Regions from separate parts of the Homo sapiens genome. Here region 1 is linked to region 2. The links are chromatin contacts, found by Hi-C or POLR2A ChIA-PET in ENCODE. All regions are on one chromosome and are shown on one strand. The core of a region is the stretch at or near the end of the contact, and the rest is flanking DNA. Distances in the headings are between cores, read along the strand shown. Region 1 overlaps MID1 (midline 1). Region 2 overlaps MID1 (midline 1).

What was found. A loop is a pair of places that touch in the nucleus more often than their neighbours do. ChIA-PET counts read pairs that join two places held with the same protein, here RNA polymerase II (POLR2A). Pooled maps may share reads with other maps.
Region 1: a pooled map of gastrocnemius medialis shows a loop between it and region 2 (4-fold over the local background). The contact joins two enhancer-like sites. A Hi-C loop is called at or near these places in 2 of 168 maps with a recorded cell type or tissue (Caco-2 and endothelial cell of umbilical vein) and 2 of 50 pooled maps. POLR2A ChIA-PET finds 5 or more read pairs at or near these places in 3 of 52 experiments (GM12878, SK-N-SH and WTC11).

What each region holds. Positions count from the first base shown.
Region 1 is chrX:10,581,111-10,583,810 of GRCh38, forward strand. All of the region lies in intron 1 of MID1 (midline 1), which reads right to left. It also overlaps the pseudogene RNU6-800P. Among named protein-coding and RNA genes, the nearest start is that of MID1, 38 kb to the right of the region's middle. Within about 2 kb of position 1,446, at least 2 of the 41 ENCODE cell types and tissues checked have a DNase peak (open chromatin) inside an H3K27ac peak, as active enhancers do.
Region 2 is chrX:10,548,122-10,550,821 of GRCh38, forward strand. The region is part of intron 2 of MID1 (midline 1); the gene reads right to left. Among named protein-coding and RNA genes, the nearest start is that of MID1, 71 kb to the right of the region's middle. Within about 2 kb of position 1,335, at least 2 of the 41 ENCODE cell types and tissues checked have a DNase peak (open chromatin) inside an H3K27ac peak, as active enhancers do.

The sequences.
Region 1 (2,700 bases), core at 196-2,695, 33 kb after region 2:
TGGTGGCGGGTGCCTGTAATCCCAGCTACTCGGGAGGCTGAGGCAAGAGAATCACTTGAACCTGGGAGGCGGAGGTTGCAGTGAACCGAGATTGCGCCACTGCACTCCAGCCTGGGTGATAGAGTAAAAAAACTCAGTCATATAAAACAAAACAAAAACAAAAAACAAACAAACAAACAAACAAAAAACATGTAGTACCTTGAAGCCAGATAACCTGAGTTCAAATCCTGGCTCTGCCATTTCCTTGCAAAGGCAGATCGGAGCCAGATACTGTACATATCTTATACTCACAGATGCTCTTCCTATCTTCTATGCAGTTTCCTTATCTGAGAGCAATCTTAAGGGTCCTTTGAGGATTAGTGAGGTGAACTTTTTAAAATGCCTGACAAAATTCTCACTCTTATGGAAGGACAGGGTGGTAGGGGATGGGGGATTGGGGTCCTTCTTCCCTTCTTGTCCTGAATCGCCTCTTCCCACTCTTCTTTGAATAAATTCATTATCTGTGTTTTTTACTGGAAACCTCTTCATACCATTTTTGCAAGCAAGAAGGATATAAATCCATTTATTCAATAACATTTATGGAGCATCTTATGTGAACAAACAGTATGTGAATGTGAAATGAACTAGCATTTTTATTCTTAACACTAATGACTTATCTTCACATTGGCAATTTCATCTGTTTCCTACACTATGACATACCTCTGTTCATTACCACTGATCTCCCACCATGAACTTGGGGCTTCACTTCCGCTTCCCAGTGAAGGTCACCCTGTCCCATATGCACTCTTTGTCAGAATTTTTTTATTTTGCAGGAAATAAGGGACCCTGGCATGGATGGAGCATGTGAAACTATCAAGAACAGTGAAATGTTTCAGATTTTTGCTATTTGCCAGTTTCGTTTCATGAATGCTGGCAGAAGACACCTGAATCAAAGATAAAGGCTGTTTTTACTCAAATGGTATGTGTTTCATGTTCTGTTGGTTCCCCTTGTTCTCGAAGTCCTACGGAGCATCCTAGGTCCATGTTTGCACACTCAGGAGATTTGCATCATACCTAAGCAACTCCAAGCTTAGGAAATCTGAATCTTTTATAATGGACTGCAAGTTAGCCTGCCCAACTTTTGCCCTGGAGGAAGACATTGTCTTTAATATAATGAACAACAAACAAACCTGCCTTCTCCCCTGGCGCGAGATACTACCTCTATCTCCCAAGACTGTTTGCTATACAAACATCCTGGGGAATAGTCTGGAATAAAATCATTCAGTGCTCCAGCTCACAAGAGGTACAAAAAGGTGATAGATCCATGGAAAATTATTTCCTAATAGACACAATTCTTATCTCCTCCTGGGGATATGGCCAATAGTTGTTACTAGAAATCAGATCATCACTGGACTTTCTAGCAGTTACCACAGAGGCAGAATTTCATTTGGCACTGAATGACCCTTGAGTCATAGAAGACTAGAGGTAAAAGGAGCCTGCAAGAAAGTGATAAGAACTTCCTTACCAACGGCTCCAAGCTCCTTATCCAACCACCCTCTGACATCAGCTGTTGTACAAGGAAAATTGGCAGAAAGCAGGTAAGCCTCACCCATAGATTTTGCTCAAATAAACAGAGCCCTTAATGTCCTTCATAGTCCCAAAACAGCTTGGGTCTGGTCTGCAACTTCAGCTCTTCACTCTGAACCTAAGCTAATTTTAAGAGTTTGGTGCTTGTTTCAGCAGCACATAGACTAAAACTGGAATGATACAAAGAAGATTAGCATGGCCCCAATGCAAGGATGACAAATTCATGAAGCATTCTATAATTTTTTATTATTAAAAAATATTAATAAAATAAGAGTTTGGAAGAGTAAGCTAATTTTGTTACTTTTATGACACTGGAAATCCTATATGTATATCCATTTGGCTTTCTTTAAGCATTAAAAAAAATTAGAACTACTTCTTTTGGAGTAAAACCAGATGAGTCATTTCTTTCATTACTCTTTCATTCCACTGGTATTTTTTGAGGTCATTCTGTGTGCCAGGAGCTGCTCTAGGCAGCAGCAAATTGGTGGTAAATATGAGCATAAAGGCCTGCCCTTGGAGAGCTTACATTTTAATGAAGGAAATAAAAAAATAAAAGGTTTTTAAAAACACAAACATTTCAAAGACTCATACATAAAATGAAAGAAATAAAAAGGATGACATGATAGAAGGTAGATGGGTGGTGCAAATCTATGTTAGCTAAGGGGATATTACTACTCATATTTGTGCTGGCTTTCTTGATATTTTGGCTTTTTCCCTGCCAATAAACAAGCAAAGAGTATCTGAATTTCAGTATAAAACTTTCTGGTGTTTGGTCAGAGGGTTGTGATCTAATTTTTCAAGTTGTTAAATGCTTAGTTTCAGATTGCCTCAAGGATAGAGTTCTTTTTCAAGGGCATAGAAATCCAACTTTTACTATTTCTTACAAAAAAATGGAATGTGATGAATTATTGTAAAGTAGTGACATCTTTATTTATTTTAGCAATAAAATTTTGAAAGAGAAAAGCCACGAACACTTAGTGAGCCAAAAAAGCAGGAACCATGATGTTTTAGTCCATTTTGTGCTGCTATAACAGAATTCTTGAGACTAAGTAATTTATAAAGAACAGCGATTTAGGCCAGGTACGGTGGCTCACGCCTGTAAACCCAGAACTTTGGGAGGCTGAGGCGGGTGGA
Region 2 (2,700 bases), core at 85-2,584:
AATTAGTATGGGAAGCCCTCATAAATTATGATCACTATTATTTATGTGGCCAAATTGATTACTGGATTATTTTAATCTACCACTGTGTGTTCCATGTCCCCTCTCAAAGCTCCCTCTCCATGAGGCTCCTCTCCATGCAGTTATTATCTCTATGATACCCCTCTCTATGATGTTATTCTCTATGATTTCCCTCTATGGTGCCCTCTCTATAAGGCCCCTTTCAATAACTTCAGTTCAATGATGGCATCATACAGAGGGATGTCAATTTGTGAAAAACAAATTGATTTTGTTTTTCCATCTCTAGTGTTTATCCCCTCAGGGAAATCATTGATTGAACACCATTTTATAATCGTAAATAAGACAGTTTTGTTTTTTCAGGACATGAAGCACTTTTATTGAATGTGTTATTTAGATAAAAAAGGGAAGAGGTAGAGTGACTTTCTCTGAAAAACATAGATACGAAGTAATTGCCAAATAGAGATAAATTAATCTCCAAGGAAAATGACCAGATCCAGTGGCTTTTTAACATTTCAGGAACCCTATTTTTATGAGTGTACTTTGGAAGAAAGGCTATACAAACAGTGAAAAATACCCAAAGTTTCATAAGTACCAAACACATAACTCTCCACATTAATTGTGATGGCTTTCTTTCCACTTCTTCAGCCTTAGTCCATGCTGTTTCCCAAGGACTCGTAGGAAGCATCTCTAGCTATTAGATATAATTCATATTCAAATTTACTCAGATGTATTCAAAAGAAATCTGAGATAAAGTATCTCCCCATGAGTCATCAGCACAGTAAGGAAGAATTAAGAGATTTTCAACTGATTCCTTTACTGGGTGAAAAGAAAATCAGATCTCCATTTTTCTTAGCTGATTTTTTTTTCTTGCTTGCTTTGGTGGTCTGATCACGCTGTCTCATTTTCTGACTTTCTAGCTGAAAAAATTTCTTGGATAGGAATATTATTGTCTGGGTTATTACTTTAGTAAAACACATATACTGTGATTATTACTTTAAATTTGGTAAATACCATCAAAATGCAGACCTCTCATAAAGACACAGATAATGAAAATTTCTGCGCTCTAGACTATGAGTACCTATGCTAAGATATTTGCCTTAACTTACATAAAGATAATTATTATTTAACCTCTACAGAAGTTGGGTATGTTATAGACACTGCTTCAAACAGGAAAACTGCATCTAGTAGAAGGAAGATCACTTGTTGAAGGTTAGTCTATCTGTGGCCTAGCATATGGGTTTCTACTAACCAACTGTGAGATCTAAACCAGAGGTTGGCAAACTATGGCCCATGGGCCAAATCCGGCCAGTCACCTATTTTTATAGAGCTTCATTGGCAGCCTGCCACATCCATTTGTTTCTGAATTGCCTATGGCTGCTTTTGAGCAGTTCCCACAGAAACCATATGGCCTGCAATGCCAGAAAGATTTAGTAGCTAGTCCTTTACGGTGTTTGCTGACTTCTGCCTTTATGAATTAATCTGACCCTCAGTTTACTCATTGTAACTGAGGAATTGGAAAAGAATAAACTTTTTCCACCAAGTTTGCACATTAGAATCACTTGGGGTAGTTTTGGGGAAACCCCAATGCCTGAGCTGCACCCCAGAAGATCTTGTCCCATTGGGCTGGGCTTCTGCCCAAGGTAATCCCTGTGCAGCCAGGTTGAGAACCACTGGACTAGATATGCGTGATGGCCCTTCGAGCTCAGCGCTTTCATGACATGAACTTCTTGTGAAATAAGTAGTACCTTCCAGCAGGAACAAATGCTTGGAAATTATGACTGAATAAATTCAGCCTCAGCAATGAAGACTCACATCTGATTTATGCTATTCCAAGTCTCTGACTTGAGGAGTTTAGAATCCACAGTTTTGCAAGGATAAAGACGCAATGCTATATAAATATAAATGGTTCCTTTGGAAGACCAACTTAAAATAGACTAACAGATTTAATGAGTTAACTTTTGATCTATGGAAATAATTCACTTTTAATAATATCACAATTAAAACTATTATACATCAAATATAAGCCATTTGGGCGAAAGTCTCAGCTGCCAGCCTGTTCTCTGCAGACTCCCCACTTGGAGGAAAGCCTCAGGCTCTCCTGTCTCTGACACAGACGGCTACACCTGGAAGGTAGTCCTGAAAATAAGCTGCAAACACTAGGAAATCTAGGGGATAGCAGATAATATCAAATACACCTAAATCATGTTTTGGGAAGGGATTAAAGAATATTTCATAAGCCTTTGGAGGTTTAAATACTGTTGAAACAGCCTGAAGGCTGGCATGTGCGGGCCCAGACTGCTCAGAGTTGGGCTGGGGGCATGGGTGAGAGAAGCCCGCTGTGCAAAGAACTCTGGGGCTGCTTCCAGGCTGCCAGGCTGCCAGGCTGCCACTCAGGGCATCTGCAGATGGCGGGAGGGGAGTTCTGCAATGTCTCAGCTCTCTACATCTCAAAGTAGATTTGGTTTAGGGGTCACACAAACAAGTAAATGTCTGTAAGAGTAAAACTGAGCATTTCTCTTATGTCATTAACAAAGATGCTTTGCTTCGACTCAGGGTATCTCCGCTTTGGCACCAATGACATTTGGGGCTGGATGACTATCTGTCTGGGGGGCTGTTCTGTGCATTCAGGATGTTTAGCAGCATCCGTGGCCTTGACCCATTGTGCGCCAGTGGCAGCCCCTT